3 separate regions of the Homo sapiens genome follow, and all the other regions are linked to region 3. Evidence: read pairs that join two places in POLR2A ChIA-PET (ENCODE). Cell type or tissue: MCF 10A. All regions are shown on one strand. Each heading gives the region's core, and the rest is flanking DNA. Links, peaks and the distances in the headings are about the cores only. Region 1 overlaps RTL9 (retrotransposon Gag like 9). Region 2 overlaps AMMECR1 (AMMECR nuclear protein 1). Region 3 holds the start of AMMECR1 (AMMECR nuclear protein 1).

Region 1 (8,238 bases), core at 1,969-4,468, 84 kb before region 3:
GGGGTGGAGGTGGAGAGAAAAGAACAAATCTCTAAACAAAGCAATAGAAAGCCCTTCAGCTAGGGTTTTCAGAGTAGGCTAACATCCTTTTCATTGCTGTAATTACAGTCTCATAAAATTAAGCAGACCAGATGTTCTGTGATTTGGTAAAAGAGAAAATATAGTCAAGCTTATTAAAGAGACTGTTTGACTTTACAAGGACTTGCACACCATGGTTCAGAACCAGGTGTTGGTGTCAGGTGGATCTGCGTTTAAGTTCTGGCTCCTCCACTTACTAGCTGGGTGACCTTGCCCAGGTTGTCTAACTTCTTTGGGCCCGTTTCCTCCTATGGAAATTGAGGGTAATAGCAATACCTTTTTGGAAGGATCATAGTGAAGATTAATAGAGATACCTTATATAAAACACTTAGCATAGAGCCTACCACACAGTTAATGTTCCCTTAAAAAGCAGCTTATTATAATTATTAAAAGAGAGAGAATGACTATTGCTAGCATTTGCCAAGGACATCTGGAAACTCTGAAAGAAAATTTCAGCCTCTTCTATTAGCAGTGGGGACAGGTTTCCCTCCCTTCTGGAGCACTAACATTCTTGGAGAAACAGCCAGCTGGATATGGTAAGATGGTGAGGTAAACAAAGTGTTTCTCCAAAAGTTCCATACCTTCTCCTCCCAGGTTAATTTGGCTTTTACGCTGCTACCCATTTGCTCAGAAGGGGCTCCTTTCAGCCATTGAGGCCCTCTCTGGGAGCTCTTGGTTATCCAATTTTAATGTTCCCCTCTTTACAAGCTCCCTTTGCAATTTGGCATTCTACATCTTCTTCCCTGAGGGATAACAACACAAGAAAGGATAGAAAAATTGCAACGTGACCTTTTTAAAAAGAATGACCTGTATGCAAAATCCCAACAGCACCTCTTAGAAAATACATTTACACAAAACCCCATGAAAGGCTCTGACTCATGCTTGGGGGGGGGGGGGACACAACAAGCACACCTGAATATATTTTTCGAATTTAACTGACAAAAGCGTATCTCTGAATCTCCATCACAGTATGTATAGTTTCCACCCCAAAAGTAAACACTTTAGGCTATTAGGAGAAATGACAATGGCCGTTTCAACAGAATGCGGATGACAGAATTTGCTTCCGAAAATGCTACTATGTGTATTTTCTTGTTTCCTGGTTATTAATATAACACATTTTGCCTCTGAGTGAAATGTTTTTACTTATGCCAAGAAAAATCGTGAGTTACAGGAAGTCTAACAGGCTTAATTAGTGAGTTTAACTTAATCCGGTGATTTTCAGCAACCCTGACAGAGTCAGGTTCACTCCCTGAATTTAATGGGAAGTGGTCAGAAATGGCCTTTAGCAACCTTATGAGAGAAAAGGCACATGATGCGCACAAACAAGGCCGGTTCTCCCAAGGTAAAAATAATAGGCTGAGGTACCGTAATTATCAACAGTGGTTTTTGTATACAGGTGCCTACTGCATGTGTTACCTGTTGCTTTCAGCTTTCGTAATTACAGTTTCTTATGATCAGACAGTGCTATTTTCCCTTCCTATTACCAACCAGCATGCTCAGGTGAAAGTTGTTCATGCCCCTGGAGTTTGTCCTGCGAGTGTATTTTTAAAGGCAAAGCTTCTTAGCCCAGCCAAATGAAACTGATCGGAAAAGCACCATAGAAACCAGAGGCCTATTATGTGTAATAGCTGGGCTCTTTGCAGCCCTATCCTAAGCACTAGGCCACAATTTCGGAAGGAAAGAACCTGTAAAGACTTCAGAAGACAGCAATGAAGACGATTAAGGGATTGGAAAAGAGGATCTAGGGGAAAAGGTTAAAGGTATTAGGATTATAAGGACGATTTAGCCTCAAGAGGAAAAAAAATGAAGGAGCCTGACCAACTGTTCTTCCTCGCTATTGATGGCACAGAATAAACGAATGGTAGCATGACGTACTTTAGTTTAGATGTAAGAAAGAACATGACAACAAGTCTCCGGAATCACTAAAGACTGTTCGTTCTTCATTCCTAAAACATTAGTCGAGCTTCCACCCCATGCTGGACTGTGTGCTGAGCACTGGAGAAGAAGTTCACAGGCTAATGAGGGAGACATGCCAAACAGATCATTATAAGACAGTGGGAGGCTTAGTATAATTGAAGGAATTCAGAATGCTTTGGACTTTTAAAAGGCGATTGGGTGTATACAGCACATATATATCACCTCCAGTGGGGTCTGAGGCAGTACCCAGTAATCAAGTACATTGATATTTCTGGAGCAAAAACACATGAATATTCACACAGGGTGTGAAAAATAAAGACTATAAATAACCTCATGTCAGTTCAAGTTGCGCTGCCAAATGAGTTTGTCATAAACGTACAAAGGCTCTCAGTTTCCAGAGCTTTTGGGGTTTTGGAATGATAGCTATGAGGCTATGAGTCTGGGTAAGGGGAGTCTGGCCAAGCACCAAGACCTGGGAATGACAGGGAGCTTCAGAATGTGGGCAGAGCCTGTGTCTCTAATGTGCCCCAATTCTGCTGCCCTGGTATCATGGACGTGTTTGGAGAAGGATCCGGGCATGTGCATGTGTGTGCGCGCATGCGTGTGTGTGTGTCTGTCTGTCTGTCTGTGTGTGTCTGTGTATACAGCAGGAGGAAGCTCCTTGCTGCTCCTCAGGTCAAGTCCACTTTCAGTGGCTCCTAGCAACATACTTTGAAGGAATGAGGTCTTTATTAACCAAATAATCAGTAAATGGGTTTTGTTATTGTTTTCAAATTATTTAGCTCCATAGTACCTATGAATATGCCCACAAATTTTGTAGAATAAGCATCCTCTGTGAGGTTTGCAATGTGTGGTAGAATCCCTGGGGCTGGGGGGTGTCACATCTCTGGCCTTCCTTTTTCAGCTGTGTTCTGTGAAGAACAGGGGCAGGGAAAGCCTGGCCTCTCAACTCCCTCTCTCATACCTACTCCCAAGGATGGCAGGGCCTGCCTAGCAAGTGATAAAGAAAGCTGAAAAGCCTACAGGGAGGGGCACCTGAGCTTCTGCTTATCTGGATTGGGGAACACCCAATTATCCTCTACCAGCCAAGCAGCTTCACGTAGGGGCTAACCTCCCTTAAAGGGGAACACCCAGTGAACCCTGTCACACCCTCAGAAGTTGTTTGCTTCCTGAAGAAAAGGGGGCAGTCCTTGAGTTCATTCTTCTGTTCCTAATCATGAAAGGAGACACCCCCCTTTCAGGACCTATTTTCTTTTGTCACTTACCCCCAACCATCACCTACACCTAAGCTCAAAAAATAACTAAAGCCCTCTTTTTGTCTTTAGACCTCCCTCCAAAAGCATGTCCTTCTCTCTGGACTGGTCCTCCTCTCCACCCTCTGGGAATCCAAGCCCACATCATTTCAGGATGAGATCAGCCTCCAGCCACTCCCTCTGAGGCCTGGCTTCCCAACCTTGGTGATTCCAAAGCACACATCTGTTGCAACACACAGGGCTCGCCCCTAGGCAAAATGGAGCCGGGGACACAGCTCTCAGTCAGCTGAGCTCCCACACTCACATACCCCATCCATGCTAGCACAGCCTTCCTCTTCCGTGGGGAGTAGGCTCCCTGGAACCCTTCCGTCTCCTCTCCCTGACAGGAAAGGCTCTGATCAAGGAATTTGCACTCAGATATAAATAATAACCCTGCCTTACCAAGGCAACCCTGACAGACAAACCTTGCAATTTGACTCAAAGGAATTGTATGCCGACCATGACGGTTTCTGGCATCACTCATAGGCAAAAAACAAATATTTATAGGCAAGGTGAGCCTTCTTCATGCTCATCAGATTATGATGTAGGGCTGCCAAGGCAGCTCTTGTCTTCTTGATCTAAGATAGACCATAGCAACATTCCTCAGAGCAAGGGACTCTGTTTCACTCTGTTTTCCGATTCAAATCAGGTCATGCAGTTTGATATCAAGAGAGATTATCTGAAATTGGGATTGACCTGGAAAGTGTGGGACAGAGGGTTGCCAAAGGTTGAGCGTACTGGTGGGAGGGAGTTGGGAAAGGAAAGGGAGACTTTGAAGAAAGAGACTTGTTGGTGAGAAGAGGAAAAGAGAAACAAGGAAGCGAAGAGAGACCTGGATGGTTATGGGGGTGAGGCAGAAGACTACTAAAAATTGATTTAAGGGAACAGTTAACATTTTTACATGCTTATTTTGTACTGGACACCGTAAGTGTGTTATCTCATGTCATCCTCACAACACGTCTAGGAGATGAGAACTATTATTAGATCCATTTTACAGGGGAGGAAACGAAGGCTCACTGAGATTAACTGTGGGAAATCATGCAATCAGTGAATGGCAGAGCCAAGATTCAAATGCTTATTGATCTGACTCCAGGGCCCTCAGCCATCTGAGAAAGGGGCCAAACACCCTTTGGTTGTAGGAGAAGCCTCCATGGTGTATCTTGATAGAGGCCCCCAGACAACCCCTTCCCCTTACCACAACACAGAAACACCTACATGCCTCCCGTGGGAGCTACCTGCTCCTAAGCTAAAGATTGCTTTCTGGGAAGGCACCAATAAATATAATATGTGCTCTGGAAAAGGTTAGGTTAAGGCAGTTTACCTTCAGAAAACACAAACCAGAGGTCAAGGTCTTAGAGGAGTTAGGAAGGAGAAGCTCTCAGCAGGATGGGCTGCCTGTAGGAGCCATAGTAGGTGTTGCAGCATGTAGGTGGCACTGTAGTACTGAGTCCCCGAGACACACTGGGAGTCTGAAGACACTAAAGACAAACTTGGCTTATTTCACCATTTTGCCCAGAGCTGACTCTGCTCACCATACACACAAGCGAGGGAAGAGTGCACAGTGCAAGGGAGCTGATGCAGGTATTGGAGCCTACGTTCAAATCCTAGCTTTGCAGCCTACTTGCTATGTATCTTTGTTACTCCTCTGAATGTGGCAAGTCACTGGTCTGAATTTTCCACTTTCATCTGTAAAACGAGGATGAAAATAAAAACATCGACTTGAGACGTGAGATTGTTTGTGTAAATGGTTCAGCACAATGTCTGGCACTTAAAAGAAATTCATTAAATATCATGTCCACCTACCCTGCTCTCACCACCTCTTGGAAGAAAAGGGAGTCCAAATTTAAAAGCCCTGGAAGTAGCCTCTAAAGATGACGAAGAACTGGGAGCATTCATTGATTCATTTACCACATAAGCCCTGAATCCCTCTTTTGTTCCCTAGAGACTCAGACATAAATAAAATAGTCCCTGTTCTCAAGGGGCTCACATTCAAGTGGGCAAAGATCCAACAAACTCTTGCCATAAAATATAAAACATTATAATAGAGATAAATTCAGGAGGGCCATGAGGGTACCTAAGGGCACTGAGAAAGCTTCACAGAGAAAATATTTGCGAGACAAGCAGCAATTGTTAGGCAGACAAGGAAAGAGAGTGTATTCCAAGTAAAGGGAATAGCATATGTTAAGGAACAAAACATGACAGATTTAAGTGGAGCTGGAACATCAGTTCAGAATGTAGTGAGGACTGGTGAGAGATTACACTGTAGGAGGAGTCAGAAGAGGTAGGGTATTACTGAGCGACACTTCTGAGCAGAGAAAAGATGCTATTCAAAATTTATGATAACCAATATGGCATGGGCATTAACCAGTTAGAAAGGACTCAGAACAATACGGAAAGCCATATTGGGGCCTCTAAGGAAGGGATTCCTTATATTTAGAATAGTTTTGGCAACTGAAGTGAATATAGGTAGATAAATAATGGATTGGCTATCACTGAGGCTTCCATGTTGTTTGAACATTTAGCCTGGCAGGAACAGTAATATCTGGCATACAAGATATCTACTCAGTGGCACATAATACTATTTTGCAGAAACAATTTTAGAAATTGCACCCAAATGTGTGTGTAAGAGATTATTTACTGCGCTGCCAAAACTTGGGTATCTATTCAGTAGAATGTCAGGGAGGAAGATTACAGCATCTCAGTAGTCCTCTAAGCACACAGAGCACAGCCACACACATAACATGTCCCTAATCAATGTTGAATTGCTATAATGAAGTCGGTTGAATTGAATGTCTTTCCGTTGAAATGTGATCCCTGTCAATTTCTTTAAAATGTTGTATCTCATAATTCTAATTAACTCACCTCTTCCCCTTATCTTATTCATTGCCTTCGCTAATAATGTCAGATATTCTTAGGATAGAGAAGGAACATTTTTTAATTATCTTCGAACTCCATAGAACTCCCTCTTAGTTAATTATCTTCTTATTCTCCCTGACTCATCCATGGTCATCCCACACTATAGTCTTATGCTAGCATGGGTTTTATTGTCTGACCTGTTGTTTTTCTGAGCCTCCCAAGTGAGAGAATCAGTAATGCAGGCTAGCCGCACAATGAGATTATATTAATCATTTATTTGTAAGTGAACCAGGTCGCCTTTCACATCAGCTCTCCTAACATGTCAATTTGTATCACATCTAATATGAGACAGCCCGAAAAAATCAGTTCCATCTAAGTAAGGAACTGTGAACAAATCTTTTTAAGAAAATTAGTAAGAACAAAAATGATTTTTTCACTCCAGTTTAGTCTTAATCAAAGCAGTGGGACCAGGGTCATCTCCACCTGCTGTGAGCGCAAATTCAACATTGTGTTTGCAGGAAGTGAGACCACAGGGTTTAGGCTTTGGAGCCAGACCAGCGTAGGTTTAAATTCCAGTTTTACCACTTGCTCACTGTGGACCTTAGGTAAGTTTTTAAAATTCACTGAGCCTAGGCTTCTGCATTTCTAAGTTTGGGGTTGAATGTGCCTACCTTGAAGGGTTGTTCTGAGAATTAAAAGTAAGGTACAGAAAGTGGAATGTGCTTAGGAGAGTGCCTGGCAGTGAGTAGACACTCATTATGTGATACACTGTATTATATTATTGTTGTTATTGTGAGTCCATTGTAAACCAGAAAGAACAAGAGACCATGAGTCAGGAGCCTGAGTTCTGTTCTTAGCTGTACCACTAATGAGGCAGAGACATTCACTGAGAAACGGCTAATAGGTAACATGAGTTCCACCACTCTCCTAGTCAACATATATGGCAGGTATCAATAATCAGTCATAGCATTTTTTTCCTAATGAGCAAAAACATAGATTTAGAATCATTCTCAGCACGGAATTCCAAACAGCCTCTACTGCTCAATTAAAGTCGGCAAATGAAATGAAACTTATTTGCCTTCCCTAGATTAAATGGTCTTAGATGTATCTTTTAGTGTTAACATACTATGGATCTATGGAAGAAATCCTCTCTGATAATGTTTACAACCCAACTATGAGGTGAAGTGAAGGGTTCAAGGTTCAGAGAGTGACTTCCAATATAATGAGTCGGAAACAAATAATTCAACTTGGTGGTGTGATACAGTTAAGATCTAACTGGATTTATGCCTGTTTCTTCTGCTGTGTCCTAGTTCTATGACCTTGGGCAAGTCACTAACCTCTCTGAGCCCCAGTTTCATCATTTGTAAAAACAGACAAAAGATGATTTTGTAAGATGTTAACATCAGGAGAAACTGAGTGAAGGATGCATAGGGATTCTCTGTACTCTCTTTTCAACTGTCCTGTAAATCTAAAAGTATTCTAAGATTTAAAAATTTATTTTTTAATGGGAAGAAGGGCATCTGCCTTGAGGAGTTGTGGAGAGTAAATGAAATAAGGTGTGGGAAAGCACATAAATAGTTTGATGTCTTTCTTTTCCCCCTCCCAGCCATCTCCCTTCATCTACACATTCAAACGTGTAGAACACCTGAGGAATCAGGAGATATGTTTTCTGGATTGTGGTGCCAGCGGGTTCACCTGCCTGACAGCACTGCAGTTCAGAGCCTGGCTGCCAAGCTGAAACCCTGCAGGCAAGAAGGTTGGGTTTACACAGTCCTGGGAGCCAATGAATGCATCACACATTGCCAGAAAGCAAAATGGCCGGCCTGCCTTTGTTGGAGTCAGCCTATGCGTGGGAGGAGGAGGGATGGAGCATGCAGGAGGAAGTGAAATAAGAGGACTGGGCTAGAATCTGGATGCTAAGACTTGCAGGTAGTCAAGGAAGCGGGTTCGTGCTCCACCCACACCCTTTTCCTTAAGGGTCTTTCTTGTCAGCTTTAGAATCATTTTGTTGAGTAAATGCACTGTTTCCAAATAGACCCTGACATATCCAAATAAGTTAGTTGGGGGTGGCAGGGAGGAGGAGATCTGTGCTGTC
Region 2 (8,238 bases), core at 1,970-4,469, 97 kb after region 3:
TTATTTCTGTAAAACTCCCTGTAACTCTGAGTCAGTTGGTAACCAGTAAACCAGTAGCATATTGTAAAACAGATCTTTTCAAAAAGAGCGCTAACCTGCTCTGATTATTCCTCTCAGCAGTCCTATAGCATGATTTTAACACGTATTTTATACATATCCATATATTATTTAGTAATCTATTCTTATATTCTCCATGGCTCTTTGCATAATAAAAAGCAAATAGTGGGTGTTTAATACTTATTTTGAAAATGAAAGAAAATGAAATGAAAACACCAGAACCTGGAAAGGTAGTCATTATCCCCCGAGATGGCCACATTTAATTCCTAGAGAAGATAACTTGTTTAGTTCTTCCCACAGCACAGCTTAGTCCTGTGGCTCCCTTTCTTTCACCAGAGCCATAATATGGGGCAGCCCTGTGGACAGACGGATGATCAATCAGAGTTCTTTGACAGCCACTACTTATTGAGTAGGTTAGTAAAGGCACTTGTGCAGTTATTATTATTTTATTTGTTACAGTTGCTCCATTAGGTGGGTACTGTTATGATCTCCATTTCATAAATGAGGAAATGAAGGCTGGCATAGATTAAGAGACTTGCCCAAATGTCACACAACTAATGTATAGTGGAGCCAGGATCCAAATGCAAGTATATCTGACTCCAGAACCCAAGCTGTTGGCCATTGTAATATGTTATGTTCTAGAGAACTGTGAAATAGTGCTCATTAATTAACGATTACTTCAATTTTGCATTTTAGGAGCTATATTTATTGGCATAAGTCACAGAGAACTGTTGTTATACCTTGGAGACACACTTTTGATGGGTCTGGGGAAGTAATACTAATTTGGGATTGTAGACCAGGTTTCTAAATTCCAATTCAGTTCAAGAGGTGGTTCATTCAGTTTTATAGTATATCCTAACTTAAGAGAACACACGGATGAGATCCCTGGAAATTTTGCCAGTCTGTGTGTTACACAGTCTCTTGAAGGTAGAGACAATCTCATATCTTCACATTTCCAAGCTTATAATTGTCAGTGGTCATATCGTAATCTTTTCCAAACCCACACATTTTTTTCTTGCCAAGGCCTCGAGAGCACTGTTGTTATGGTGTACAGTAACAAATGACCCAGTTATATTGAGTTTTAAAGATGAACCAGATTCATAAAGAGAAAATTAAATTATATTCATTTTACTTTGGCAGATTTTCATCAGAAAAACATAATTTAAACAAAAATAGTTTCTAGTAGTTCATTTCTAAAAACAAGATAGAGTAAATCTAGAAACTCTGCAGAGAAAGCATTATGTAGACATTTTGTAGAGGGAAATAAGAAATACTTTCTGTATATACAAACATTTAGCCATCTGTTTCTTTATGTATCTTTTATTTTCCAGTTTTAGCTCTGCTCCACTAAATCAAATTCAGACCCAATTCTCTTAATTTAGAGGGGAGGAATTTGTGGCCTAGGAGGCAGATTCTGATGATACTTGCTGGTCCTCACAGCTGGCAGCTCACAGGGAATTTTCCCTTCCTGGTGGGCAGCTATGGCTATCTCATAGAGAGTAGAGGCTTTTAAGAATGCAAGATCAGAGCATTTCAGGAACTTTAATCAGAGGGCAGTAAGTGATAACACTCTAAAGCCTAAGTGAATCTCATAGGATAGAAGCCCGATAATATATATCAAAACCTACTGAACCTGTTATCCTTTATCTCCCTCTCCTCTCTCTTACTTTTCCATTCTCCCTTTCTTGCTTTCTCCTTGTTTCTTTGCATATGTCTCTATTTGAGCCCTTTCTAAGTGTCCCCCTTTTTTGTACTTTCTTTGACTCCTACTTCTTTTTTCAGCTTCTTGCTTTTCTCTTCCTTTCTCTTTTTACATATTCCTTTTTCCTTTTTCTTTCTTTTTTTTTTTTCCAGAATTGGATAATATGGTTTTTTTTTTTAATTTAAGTTTTAGGGTACATGTGCACATTGTGCAGGTTAGTTACATATGTATACATGTGCCATGCTGGTGCACTGCACCCACTAACTCGTCATCTAGCATTAGGTATATCTCCCAGTGCTATCCCTCCCCCCTCCCCCGACCCCACAACAGTCCCCAGAGTGTGATATTCCCCTTCCTGTGTCCATGTGATCTCATTGTTCAATTCCCACCTATGAGTGAGAATATGTGGTGTTTGGTTTTTTGTTCTTGCGATAGTTTACTGAGAATGATGTTTTCCAATTTCATCCATGTCCCTACAAAGGACATGAACTCATCATTTTTTATGGCTGCATAGTATTCCATGGTGTATATGTGCCACATTTTCTTAATCCAGTCTATCATTGTTGGACATTTGGGTTGGTTCCAAGTCTTTGCTATTGTGAATAATGCCGCAATAAACATACGTGTGCATGTGTCTTTATAGCAGCATGATTTATAGTCCTTTGGGTATATACCCAGTAATGGGATGGCTGGGTCAAATGGTATTTCCAGTTCTAGATCCCCGAGGAATCGCCACACCGACTTCCACAATGGTTGAACTAGTTTACAGTCCCACCAACAGTGTAAAAGGGTTCCTATTTCTCCACATCCTCTCCAGCACCTGTTGTTTCCTGACTTTTTAATGATTGCCATTCTAACTGGTGTGAGATGGTATCTCATTGTGGTTTTGATTTGCATTTCTCTGATGGCCAGTGATGATGAGCATTTTTTCATGTTTTTTGGCTGCATAAATGTCTTCTTTTGAGAAGTGTCTGTTCATATCCTTTGCCCACTTTTTGATGGGGTTGTTTTTTTCTTTCTTTCTCTCCTATCTTCTCTTCCTTTTGTTCCATCCCTTAGTTCTTTCCTCTATTCCCCATGAATTACCCATCATATCATATTAAGCATATATATTAAAATTAATAAATGTTAATGGTCATTGAGCAGCAAGAAGGTTTTATTATTACTGTAAAAGGAAAAACATCTCCCAGTTAAGTAACACTGTACATATAGCTTACAATTGAAACTTTTCTTTTGAGTAACAGCCCTCACCAAAATAAGGCACCTTTCCTCCTTCCTTAACCATAATTGTGTCTTTTGTTCTTCCTCTCTACCCTTAGGTTTGATGAATAGGCACATTTTTACATTTTGTTTTGTGTCCATTACTTCGTGAATTTTAGAAAGCTAAAATTGCTACTTAGTGAGACAGAGCGGTAGATAATTTTTCAGATGTGGGTTTAGGATTCTAGTATTCTGAGTTTCTGGGGTTCAAACATGCCATGTATGCATTCTATTCCAGAAGCTCTAGCAGGGAATGACAGAATATGGAATTTCCTGGTGGTTGAAACCCCTCATGAAAAAACTGCTTTTAGTTTTAGACTAAAACATAGTTGAATTGCTTCTCTTTGCCTGTCCAAACAGGGATTTTTAATTTGGGTTTTAATTACTTCCTTGTCCTGAATAATAGTTATATGTAATATGAAGCCCCTCTCAGTTTGATAACTTTCCAGCAGTTAACCGATTAAGGTCAACAATATTTTAGAAAGTGAATGAACAAGTGAGCAAATGACTAGACAGAGTCCCTTAAATTATTTCTGTTACATGCTCTATCGTTTACGATGAGCCTTGTAATATCTAAGGTTTTGCCTCTTTTCAGCGACTTTTTTTTCTTTTTAGCATAGTTTCCAGGCACTGTCACAAACTCTTTGGTTCTTTCATAGCTAAACTCTTAATATCTTTTCTTAAAATGTTCATTTTTATTAAAGTACTATATAACATTATATATTAACTTTGACAAATGTTAACGTTCCTTCTCAATTAGGTGAGGTGTATTCTTGAGAAGGTGCCAATTTGAATTGAATATATTTGAATTTGATATGTGAACTAAACTGTAATTGTTTAAAGCTTACCCATCCATCATATGGGTGATGGAGCAGCTGACTGATTTTACATGTAAGTGTTTTGTTTTGTTTTTCTAGCAATATTTAAACATTAGAAAATGATTTCCTATTCTAACAAAGAGAAATTCATATGAATTTACTTACAGGACCCCCTTGTCAGTTCCTTAGACTGCCTAGAATTTAAATTGGCAGATACTACTTTGGTATAAAATGCTTTCTATGGACAGTATTAATATTTTAAAATGTTTTACTCCTGCAGATTTCCAGTAGACAGGAAGTCTAGCTCTGTTTACCCTTTGGCTACTAATGAGTGCTGCTGAATGATTATTTATCATCTTTAGGTAGAGGTACCACAGGTATGAGATCAGAATTGCCAAGTAAGGCAAGCATTTAATTTTAAAATTTGAAAACAAATCCATGCAAAGGTGACAACTAAAGTATAGATACTCGAAAGAATTTTGGACTTGAGTCAGAAAATCTCAGTTGTATCCCTACCCTTGTCATTAACTTAGCTGAGTCACCTTGAGTAAGTCACTGCCCAACTCCAGATTACAGTATTCTCTCTAAAAGCACAATTTCAACATTGCATATTCTAAAGAGAGCTTGGTTAAGGAAAGCTTGGTTGAGGAAAGCTGAATCTTGTTGTTTATCAGCTATCCACACCAGCCTGGCAGCTCTGAGGTCAGTCTCCAGCTGTATTTTCATCTTTTTGTAATCTCTTAAATCCTTGCAGGCTTTCATTGCTAGTTCATTTCCCTAGAAATTTACATTTAGAGACATTGAGGACTTCCTACCTTTGTAATTTTTCTGTGTTCATGAATTTAATGAAAAATTACTTAGAGCTGGCTAAAAAATGCAAGAATCAAAAGTCTTGTTTAAATGTCTCTGTAAAATCAGACTATTCCCATCATGACTAACAACCTTTACTATTTCAGAGTTTTGAAATCAGTATGTTTGAATCTTGACATGGTGAGGCACCATTGTCATTTTATCCCATTCATTGTTCTAGCATTTTCCTACTAACTCCTTGTTCTAAACATTCTTCTTTTTTTTTAAGCCTAGAATGAGTGAACAAACAACAAGGCTCCATGTCATGAGAAAAGCACTGTAGCCTGATCTTCACTTATGTTTTAGGTATTTGAAAATTACATTGATTTCAAATAGTTTGAACTGCATTGAGCTAAAACTTATCTTTTATTGGTCTGCTAGGAAATGAACTAAACAAAATAACTTGCCTCAAAGTATTGAGAAATTAACTGTATAGCGACTTCAGCATGTGTATTTTTAAAATGAAAAAGCTAGAGCTAGGTACAAAATGTGCTTCATTAAAGGAGGTCTAGCACTATATTCAAAAGGTCAAACAACAACAAATATTGGTGTGGATGTGGAGAAACTGGAACTCATACATTGCTGCTGGGAAAGTAGAATCGTGCAGCCATTGTGAGAAATAGTTCATTGGTTCCTCAAAAAGTTAAAGGTAGAATTACCTTTATGATCCAGCAGTTCCACTCCTAGCTATCTATCCAAGAGAAATGAAAACATACATCCACATTAAAACTTATACATCAATTCCCTAGCAGCACTATTTATAATAGCCAAAAAGTGGGAACAGCCCAAATGTCCATCAACCAATGAATAGGTAACAAAATTTGGTGTATCCATACAATGAAATATTATTAGGCAATGAAAAGAATGAAGTACTGATACATGCTACAACATGGATGAAATCTCAAAAATATGCTAAGTGAAAGAAGCCAGACGCTAAAGGCAATATATTGTATGATTTCATTTATACAGAATGTCCAGAATAGGCAAATCCATAGAAACAAAGTAGATTAATGGTTTCCAGGAGCTGGGAGTGGTGCCAATATGCAGTGACTGCTATTGGGTACGTAGTTTCTTTTAAGGATGATGAAAATGTTCTAATATTGCATAATGGTGATGGTTGCACAACTGTGAATATACTAAAAGCCATTGAATTATATACTTTAAAAGGGTGAATTTTGTGGTATGTGAATTATATCTCAATAAAAGTGTTATGGATTAAAAACATTAGTGACTGTATTACTATAACTATTTGAAATTATAAAAGTATATTTAAATTACATTTTATGCCAGGACTAGGGGCGGGGGGGAATGGGGAGTTAGTATTTAATGGGTGCAGAGTTTCAGTTTGGAAAGATGAAAAAGTTCTGGAGATGGAAGATAGTGATAGATACCCAACAAATATATTTAATTTTACAGAACTATATACTTAACAATGGCTAAAATAGTAATTTTATGTTATGTATATTTTACCACAGTAAAAAAATCCATAACCCCCTAAGATTATATTTTATATTATTCTAATGAATGATGTGTCTTTTACTCTTTTTCTTCTTTTAACAGTAAAACTGAAAATGTGATTGGCCTTTTGTTTTTTATGCATATAATTCTTCTGGTCTGTATTTTAGAACTTCTTTCCTGTGTGGCGTTGGGGGATGCGGGTGGTTACACACACACGTCTTTATCTTGGCTTTGAATGAGAACTTGGAAGTATTTTTTAAAACTTTTATTTGTCAGTAGGAAAATAAAAGAAGCCAAACCATAGGAAATTTACGTAATTAAATTATAAAATAGTGAAATGCTGTTCTCAGAGTATGAATTATCACAGATTTCCTGATTTTCTTGGTTAATCTTGGCATCTTGAATGGGAAAAACATATATACTTTTATACATATATAACATCTCTGTATCTTCCTATAAGCATTTTCCTTTGTATAGCAGGATAAAATGAGCACCAAAATGTGGTGCAAATATAAAAACGCAGTGGATGAGCTTCAAAATGCAAACAAAGGGATGGGAAAATGAAAAAAAGAAAATTCAGCAGTGAGAAAGTCACTGAAAAAGGAATTAAATTCTTTCCAAGTCTATGGAACTATGTTATGACCCAAGCAGTTTGTAGAGTCTGAGTTTGTAACCTCTGAGGATAAATCCATGAAAATATTTCTAAGCCTGGCTACTATCTAGGACATTTGAAGATGGATGTTATGAATACCAGTAGTGCCATTAATATAGTAGGCAATCAGAGGTATGTTTGTTTTTCTTAATCAGGAAGTGGTTTCTTTTAAAAGTATAAGGAACACACACTGTGTGTGTGTGTGTGTGTGTGTGTGTGTGTGTGTGTGTATTTTCTATTCCGTTGCAGGAAGAATTATGGTTTTTCCACATTTTACAGTGGGGTTTTCTAGAGTTTGGCACTATGATATCCTACACTTGATTACAGGATCCAATCAGAGTTGATGTACTCAGAAATTCATTGACATGATTAATGGTCTCCTAATCATACTTTTATTTCCTAGATTAGCCCTATTTCCTGTAGTTTCACAATTTTTGAGTCATATGTTAAATTATCCTTTATTGGGGGCCTGAAATTCTTATGAGTATTTTTAGTCTATAATTTGCATGATTATTTCTTTTCTTTGTTTTTTTTTTAATTGAAGAAAATGAAATTTTGATCTTCCTTTGAATTCTTTGAGTGCTGTTCTATGGTGACTGGCCTTCCTAGTATAATCTTTTTTAAAACAATATTGTATATATGTGTATGTTTGTATACATATATATGTATACATACACACACACATATACACACACATATATATATAATTTTACTGCCACCAGCACTAGATCCAGAAATCTTCCTACAAGTTTCCACTAGTCTAGTTTTTATTCTTCTCAAAAGCAAAATAAAACATTCTTAGATTCTACAAGTAGCAGGGAAAGACATCAGGAAATGGCTGTACAGGAAATGTAATTGATGATTCTCTCTTTACAATTGAAGTGGTCACAAGATTGGCTAGCAAACACAATCTATTAAATGAAAAAAAAGGTGACTTCTAAAATCTTTGGGGAATTTGAATACATTTGAAGCTTGTTGGTACCTTTGACATCTTACTGATTCTTTTTGAAACTCTTACCTTTTTCAAACAATTGTTTGCATTTGAAATTGGGAACTTTCATATCCAGTGATTGCTTTAATATTTGCTTTGTTTTTAACAGTGCCCTTAAAGATAGCCGTTTTCCCCCAATGACAAGGGATGAGCTGCCACGGCTTTTCTGCTCAGTGTCTCTGCTCACTAACTTTGAAGATGTCTGTGATTATTTGGACTGGGAGGTAAGATTATAGAAAAATTTTTAAAGAAAAATGAAGGTAACTCTTGAGGAGATGTTAAAAATTAGGCCCAGAAAATAACTCTTTCAGCCCATTCTCTATTGTAATGGAGGTCGAGAGTAATATGGATGAATAAACCTCACAACTGAACGAGATATAAGTAAATGAGTTTTTTAAAGGACAAAGTGCCACGTGTTGTTATAATCCCCAAACTGAATTTGGTTTTCATT
Region 3 (8,238 bases), core at 2,396-4,895:
AAAGAAAGAATTTTGGAAGGAAGGATCTGTTTTGTAATCAGAAAAACAAAAACTGATTTACGAATTTGAATTGAAAAGTAGGTAAAGAATTTCAGTATTTACTCACGTATTCATTCAAATATAAAAGGGAACTGATTACCACCTCCACCACAACAACCATGTGTTATACGTGTACAAGGTTAGATCAAAGTGGTAGCTAAGAATATTACATTCTGCAGTTGTTCAAGGATGACAGTTGAGAAAGTTTGATGACAGAGGATAAAAATAACACTTGTTTGGGCATAAATGGCAGGTTTTTTTTTCAATGAAATATGTGAATGTTCCTCCTTTTACCCACAACCCCAGAAACCTAAGAAAATAATTTTGCAACATTAAGTTCACCACCTCATCGAATTATAATTATTCTTATTTTCTGAAATGAAAAAATAACTATGTTGTAAACACGAGAACAAATTGAGGCAATGATAATATATTAACTAACTATTGGGTTTAATTCAATTACTAGCTTTGCTGCACAATAAATAATATGCATAACCTCTGTCCAAGTATTTTTTTCCACAGTTGTAAAACAAAGCCTTTGACAGGAGTTAGTTAACAGCAATTTAGAGCTGCCTCTAAATTGCAGAAATAAAAATGCTCACAATTTGAATGTGCTTTGTTGACAAAGAGACTATGGCCTATTTTTTTTTTTTAAGTGGAATCTTCAGCTCCCAGATTGACAGTCAGTTACAAAGAGAGGAAGGCAACTTAAAGTTTCCTCTGGAGGGTATTATCACTGCAGTCCAGTATCAGCAGTGGGTAGAAACCATGTGCTCTATCATATTTTGACCTTTATACTTCAAGTCAAGAGAATCCTGAGCAAGGTCAGTTTTTCTATCCACCCAGTGTGCACTTTGCATAGATGTAAAAAAATTTTTTTCACAGAATTTGTTCTGTGGATTTAGTTTATGTTTGAATGAAATATGTTTCTTTTTATGCTGGTGACTTTACAAGAAAACAAGGCCAGGAGAGGCATTTCCTCAAATGCCTAAAGGAGACATTACCACCATCACCACTACTTGCCAAGCGATTTATAAAGCATCTTGAGGCTCAAGGTTAGTATGGGAGATGAGCCAGGCTCAGGAGAAGTTAACACAAAGATAAAGGTTAGTGTTTTTCCCCCTTTTAGTCAGCCAATACAACAAAGTACTTAGATAATAACCCCTAGCGGTCAGGTAATGATGTATTTTCTGCAATTATCACATTTGTGTTTGTCTATTTTCTTTATGCTAGTGAGGTTTGGAATTGGAATTGAAAATCCTCTAGGGAAAAGCTATTTTTGTAATTCAGCTGGGGTGTCCTTGTCTTTGGGTTTTCCCATTGCATCAGTCCCTTAGCCTGGCAGGATAGCCATGATAGTGCTTTGTCTTTTAGATGAAATGCAGAACTAAGGACATGACTACTGGTGCTTATTAAAGATTCCTTGCTATTTTTCACAAGAGTAGGGGCGTTAGACTCTTGTCTACTGGCCAAATTCTAAATTGGGAGATTACATTCTGCTTTCCTAAATTCCCCTAGCAGAAGCAGCCATCCATGGTATCCTACTTTGCTTCCTGTGCTAAACTGTTTTGTGATGTCATTAAATGGCTCTGGTTTTTTACTCTAGAAATGATCACTTTAGTGGGGTGGGGAGTAAATCGATACCTATTGTCTGATATTATGTTCAGTCTAGTTTCAAAAAAATTAAAAGGTAGCCTGTGGTAGTTAAGGACAAAGTACAAAACAAAACACCCTAACGTACAAAACACCCTAACATACCAGTTGTTGTGGTGCTTTTTAAAAAAACCAATCTGCTTTCTCTTCTGTAACATAGACAAAATATTAATGCATTTTTTTACTCCACTAGTAATTGACAAAGAATTGTTATTTGTTTCATACTTAAGGTTAATTCTAACAGTGATGAAGTTTGAGAGGATGAAATTACATATCACCGACCAATTAAACTATCCCTTTTGTCTTTAGGCTGCATCTAACCATTCCAGATTTTCATCTATCTATCTCATAAAATCTTTTTGGAAGGAGATTTTTCATCTTTCCTTGGTAACATATTTCAGTGTCTCTCAATCTTTCCATAAAAACTAAGTTCTTATTTCTGTTTAACCTCGGTTCCACCTGCTGGAGTGTAATGTCACTATCTTTTGTCCATCCTTAGCCTTGTTATCATATATTGTTAGTGAGAGGCAATGTAGTATAATGGCATGGTTTTTGGAATCAGACATGCCAGCATTCCAATCCTAGCTCTGTTACTTTCTAGGTGTGTGATGTTGGGCAAATTACTTCTGAGGTTTAATAGCCTCATCTGTTAATGAGTAACCTCAGAGCATTGTTGTGAAGATAAAACGAGATAGTATCTTATTCTGAAGGATTATGGGGTAGGACGAGGTATGGTATTGGAGACCTAAAAAGTGTTCAATACATACTATAATAGCTATTTATCTGATTATGTGCATGTATCTGACTTAATTCATAAACTCTTTTAGAGCGGGAGGCATACTTCCTGAGTACGCCCTGGATTTCAACAGAAGTATAGTGTTGTGCACATAGTATGGTGCAGAGGCTCAATATTACTGAATGAATAAATTGTTTTGTTTTTATTCCCTGAGTGGAATGAACAGCCCCCAGCTATCTGCAAGATCCCACGCATGTAGAAAAAAGGTGACAAAAATCAATCTGCAGTTTTTAAATATGCAGATACCTGACTTTATCTAGATGTTTTAGCATGGTGTAGATACAATGCAAATAACTTACGCTTTCTATTTCTATCACGTTCATTTCTACGAATTTTAACATTTGATTATTGTCATTATTTTTATTATTAAGCTGCACTTAGGCACCCAGAAAGGGACTGACTCATATGTCTCCTCATCCATCCAAGCATTTAATTGAGAAATTTTAAAAATGAATATTAAGAGCTAATTATATACTTGAACAAAATCTTTCAATTTGTGACTAAGTACATTACCTTCCCTATTTATCTCTAAGATCTGAGCACTACAGATAATATTCCTAATTGCTTTGTACCCAAGCCAAGAAATAAAAACCAAAACCAGAAAAGTCCACCACTGCAAGTCCCAAAGCACAATTAGTATCTTTGAACCAGTGAAGTATTAGTTAGGACTTTATTTTTGGCTTTTAAATGTTTAAACGGGGCAAGGAGGGTAAGTTGGGGGAACAAGTACAAGATACATAGATTCAGTCGGACTTGAATATTTCTCCATAAGGAAAGGAAAGAGTACCCTGGTGTGTGCTTAGGCTGGAATTAAAAAGACAGCAGCGTGGCCATTTCCTGGATTGCTTTGTACACACTTTACAGGGGCGGTCTCAGGTATGGAGCTCTGGGCACCTGCTCGCTCACACTCCAACAGTTCAGAAACCCGTGTATTTGAGGCCGGGTGGCTCAGGTTCCACGTAACTGGGCTTAAGTGTCATTAATACTGCTTGCGGCGGGGGGTTACTGAGCTGTGCTTTGGGACCTGGATGCTTACTTCGGACTTTCTCCTTTCTTCCCCCCTACCCCCACTAGTTTCCCTTTCCCTCCTTCCTTCCCGGGCGTGCCCACCTTCTCCCTTTGCTCCCACTTTCCGCTGTCTGACTCTTGTTTCCTTCACCTTCCTTTCTAATCGGCTTCCTGTCTTCCAACCTCTGCCGGCCGGAGAGATTGAGATTGGGGCTGGGGCTGGGGCTGCGGCTCAGAAGAGGCACGAGTCGGGCGGGACAGGCGCGAGGCGCCCAGCCGCGAAAGCGAGGAGCGCGCACCGAGGCGGGGGCGCGCGCGGGGCAGCCGCGTGGCTAGGCAGACGGGGCCGGGAGCGGCGCGCGCGCGCCCCGCCAGCCTCTGGCGCGCCCCCGGCGGCCTGAGCCGCAGCGTGCTCGCCCCCGCCGCCAGCTCGCCTCACTTATGGGTCGGAAACGCTGCGTGGGGGAGACTGTTCCAAGATGGCGGCGGGTTGCTGCGGGGTGAAGAAGCAGAAACTGTCCAGTTCGCCCCCCTCTGGCTCGGGTGGCGGTGGTGGCGCCTCCTCCTCCTCCCACTGCAGCGGAGAGAGCCAGTGCCGAGCTGGGGAGCTGGGACTAGGAGGCGCCGGTACGCGGCTCAACGGGCTGGGAGGTCTAACCGGAGGAGGTAGCGGCAGCGGCTGTACCCTCTCTCCCCCCCAGGGCTGCGGCGGCGGCGGCGGGGGGATCGCCCTGTCGCCACCTCCGAGCTGCGGAGTGGGGACCCTACTTTCTACCCCGGCCGCCGCCACCTCTTCCTCACCCTCCTCATCGTCCGCCGCCTCGTCCTCATCGCCGGGCTCCCGGAAGATGGTGGTGTCAGCAGAGATGTGCTGCTTTTGCTTCGATGTGCTCTACTGTCACCTGTATGGATACCAGCAGCCCCGGACCCCCCGATTCACCAACGAGCCCTAGTGAGTACCGTGCCCTCCGCCGCCCTCTCCCTTGCGCTCGGGATGGGGCTCAGAGTTGAGGCAAAGTGCGAGTCCGCCTCCCGGCCGGCGGATGCCCCTGCCCTCTCGCTGCCCGGGTCCCCGGAGCTACTCAACTGAACTAAGGGCACCCTGCGCTTTTTGCCCTCCGAGGCAGGCACCCCACACTTGGAGCAGGGTGCTGCTGCAAGGAATGGCCCCGTGGCTCCTAGAGGTGTTAGCTTTCTCTTTGCGATGACTTCGAGGAGTTTTGACTCCTTTACTTGTCTCCTTCACCACCCCCACCACCCCTCACCCTGCCCCGGTTTTGGAGATCTGGGTTACTCAAGGTGTTGACCTCTCCTCACTTTGGTTTCCATTACCCCAAGTGAAAGCCCCGCCAGTATTCCCGCCCCGCGTATCTTGCACATGGAGAACTACTATCCCATTGCAGGATGAAAAATAGCAACTATCCAACTTCTGTTAGTGATGGAACTTAGCTCTGGAGCTTGTGAGGTTACCCATCTTCTCCTCTGGGTTTTCTTGTGCCCTGGGAAGGGGGGAGGTTTCTTAAAACACATTTTTCCCTTACTACTTATTTTTATCCAAATACACCCATTAAAATGTGTTTCTCGTGTAGCGAGCGCACTGCCGGCTTCCTCACATTTGAAGAGTGCGACCTTTTTTTTTTTTTTTTCCATTCCACCGTCTGGATAATAGCTCATTCAAAGAGAACTGTCCCCACAGAGCCACGGTCAGTTTGTACATTAAGCGTGCATTCGCTTTTGTGTCGATTTCACTTTTTAAGAAATCCATGTTATACTTGATGATTTGAGAACAGTTAAATAGTAAATGTGTAGGAATTGTTATGGTTTCCTTTGGTTTTGTATCTTAAATTATTTTACCCTTCAAGTGTGTGGTTGAAAAATTTTAAAATAGCACTGTTACAGCTAAAAGCCAGGTTAATTCTAATCCCTGTCCATTTGGATGTGTGGGAGGTGGGGCATATGGTTTTTTTTTTTTAATGTGTAAACTGAATGTAAACTGACTTTTTGCGTTAAATGCTAGACAGAATGTAAAGACCAAGAGAGGGCAGAATGAGAAAAAGTGCAATTGCTTTTATTTGAGTACTTAGCATCAACAAGAAAAATAATACAGAAAAAATTTCAGTGAAACTCGTACTGAAAGGCATCAGCCCCTTTTCCAGCTAAGACAAGTGCCCCTTGTCCCCCATATCATAAATACCTGAATTGATGTTCTTTTAAAACTGCTCCTTTTCATTTTGTGAGATTAGAGGATTGGACTACTGTTGTATAAGTATAAACATTTCTGCCTAGACTAAAATATTAAATTAATATGTAAAGTGGAAATTACAATAAAGTGTCCTGGAAATTGTGCATTTGTACTGTTTGTTTTCTTTGGCTTTCATTCTTTAAATGTCTTTAATTTTGTATGACTCTTCTGTGGTCTGTGCATTTTCTTTTAGACTTGGTTAATCTTTGGGCATTGGTTTATGAGAAGTGCATGAAAGAGCATCCAGGAGAACACTTCGTCAAATAAATATCTTTATAAATTTCATAGTGTTAATTCTAGAAGCTTAAATCCTAAGTCCACACTTTTATTTAGCCAATTCATTTTTTTGGTTAAGAAGTAAAATTCATTTTGAAAAGACTGCCATGTAAAATAAATCTATGAAATATTTATTAGCTTGAGTCACTTATTTGTGACTTTTATGCCTTCTCTTGGATGTCTGTGATGTATTAAAGCTAGTCCTGGGATGATACTTAGGTTGGCTCTGCAAAGTCATGGGACTGCAAAAATTCACTCCTGTTTAGTTCTTGAGCTGTTAACATGAGTTTGGCAAAGGCTGCTTTAGTATTCACGCTCCATTGCTCCAAAGCATATGAGAACACACTTTCAGGAGGTGCTATTTTCACACATTTTACAGTGAGTTTGGGTTAACTCAATGACTATAACAAGAATTTTAAAAGGAAAGTGAGCTTGACCAGTTCATACAGAAAATGCTTTTGAAAATATCATTTTAACAGTAGCCACTTTGCACACGTATTTAGATATTATTCTATTCAAACACCCCAGCCCCTGGATTTCTTTTTCATGGAATTAAGCAGATGATAGGACACACTTTGACCACTGTGGATATGTTGAAACGGTGGTGGAAGAATAATAACTATTATCATCTAGCAGACCTTGAATGTGTCATGTATTCTATAAAACAACTAATGTAGAGTAGACACTAAACATGACCAAGTGGAGAATGAAAGTTCACTTAAGTGGAAAATGGACTGTCTTATTTCCATTTATCTTCAACTCATTTTTGAGGTGTACTGTGGAAAATTCAGGAAAACTTCCTGATTATGGGAGGGACATAACTAAGCATTTCAACAGTGCCTTAGTAACTACCACACATTTGTCTTTCTGTTTTACATATTTAACAGCATTGTGTACTTATTAGTGTTGCTTTATCCTAAGTGCCATAAGACATAAACAGACATATTGGGATTTTTTTTTCTCATAGTTATTATCATGTCATGAGCAGTGTGTTTCAGGTCATGTCTCTGCCCACCAGATGTTGTGCTTTTGACAGTTTTAACTTCTCATACGTAAACGCACACTCTTTTCATCCTTTCCCAGGACTTTTCTCTCAGAATGTCTGTAACTGGTGAAATCCTCGTTTTATGGGTTTAGAAGCTGTAGATCCATCAGTTAGTTATCCTTCCACTCAGTATTGAGGGGATGTCAATATATGAACAAGCTGTATGGATACAAATTCTTCACTGTTGCCCCCATGTTTTGATTACCTACCCAATTGCAGAAAGCATTGTACAGGCAAGTTTGTGCACAGAAATCTGGTTAAAGACATGAGGAAAACTTAACTTTACTGCATTTTGATATTCAAAATCAGCACTCTTGGATTTATGTAGGGAGCCCAGATAGCTATTTTATAGGAACCTGTTTGCTACTATAAAGGGATCCACTGTGCCAGGTGTTGAGCTAGTTAGACTCCAGAGCAGTCATTCTTAACTTTGGCTGCACATTGGAATCACTGGGAAGTTATTAAAAATATGGATGCCTGAGCCCCAACTCCAGAGATTCTAATTTAATTGGACTTGAATGGGGTCTTGGATGGGGCCTGGGAATCAGGATTAGTAAAAGCTCACCAGGTGAGTTTAATGTGCAGCCAAGGTGGCGAACCACTGGTTATAGTCTACTGAATCTTTCTCTTGAGATTTGGATAATTTGGGCTAGGGTAGTGCCTTGGAATCTGAATTTTATGAGCACCCTAAATTTCAGTAAACAACCGATTTGAGAAACTCTTGCATTGTGGTCTGCAGAAGACATCACCTGGGAAATCATTACAAATATAGGCTCTCAGGCCCCGCCTCAGACCTGCTGAATTAGAGTCTGCAGTTTAACAAGCTCCTCAGGTGATTCTTACGCACATTAAAGTTTGAGAAGGACTGGTTCTCATACTTTGGAGTACATCATAATCTATAGTGCTTGTTAAAACACAAATTGTTGGGCCCCATTCCCGGAGTTTCTGATTCAGTTGGTGTGGGGTGGGACTGTGAATTTGCATTTCTAACAAGTTCCCTGGTGATGCTGATGCTACAGTTCCCAGGGCCACACGTTGAGAACCTCTGGAGAGAGAATTGAGGACCTGAATAAGTACTTGAGCGACTGTAATGGAATGGCAATTTTCAAGGCCAGTTTTCAGTATAAAACTTCCTGCTTCTGTGTCACTATGCTTTAGCATGTTCATTCTAACCTAGCA

What was found. ChIA-PET counts read pairs that join two places held together with the same protein. Peaks named below come from ENCODE experiments on the same cell type or tissue, not always from the same donor. Only the 100,000 strongest peaks of a DNase experiment are listed, where the experiment ranks them.
Region 1: POLR2A ChIA-PET joins it to region 3 with 55 read pairs; 7 of 35 experiments call an interaction of 5 or more read pairs at or near these places.
Region 2: POLR2A ChIA-PET joins it to region 3 with 12 read pairs; 11 of 35 experiments call an interaction of 5 or more read pairs at or near these places.

The regions. Positions count from the first base shown.
Region 1 is chrX:110,397,826-110,406,063 of GRCh38, reverse strand. All of the region lies in intron 1 of RTL9 (retrotransposon Gag like 9), which reads right to left. It also overlaps a transcript of AMMECR1 not described here. Among named protein-coding and RNA genes, the nearest start is that of RTL9, 43 kb to the right of the region's middle. In MCF 10A, for the core only: no CTCF peak of the experiment used is centred there; a DNase peak (open chromatin) is centred at 3,453.
Region 2 is chrX:110,216,291-110,224,528 of GRCh38, reverse strand. It overlaps AMMECR1 (AMMECR nuclear protein 1), which reads left to right. Exons shown (of 6, transcript NM_015365.3): 3 at 7,897-8,011. Among named protein-coding and RNA genes, the nearest start is that of SNORD96B, 4.6 kb to the left of the region's middle. In MCF 10A, for the core only: no CTCF peak of the experiment used is centred there; no DNase peak of the experiment used is centred there.
Region 3 is chrX:110,313,809-110,322,046 of GRCh38, reverse strand. It overlaps AMMECR1 (AMMECR nuclear protein 1), which reads left to right and starts at 3,962. Exons shown (of 6, transcript NM_015365.3): 1 at 3,962-4,448. The coding sequence starts at 3,976. It overlaps LOC105373312 (a long non-coding RNA gene), which reads right to left and starts at 3,795. Exons shown (of 4, transcript XR_938504.3): 1 at 3,599-3,795. RefSeq lists silencers at 3,780-3,929, 3,662-3,996, 4,190-4,249, 4,294-4,449, 6,302-6,401 and an enhancer at 3,970-4,099. In MCF 10A, for the core only: no CTCF peak of the experiment used is centred there; a DNase peak (open chromatin) is centred at 3,896.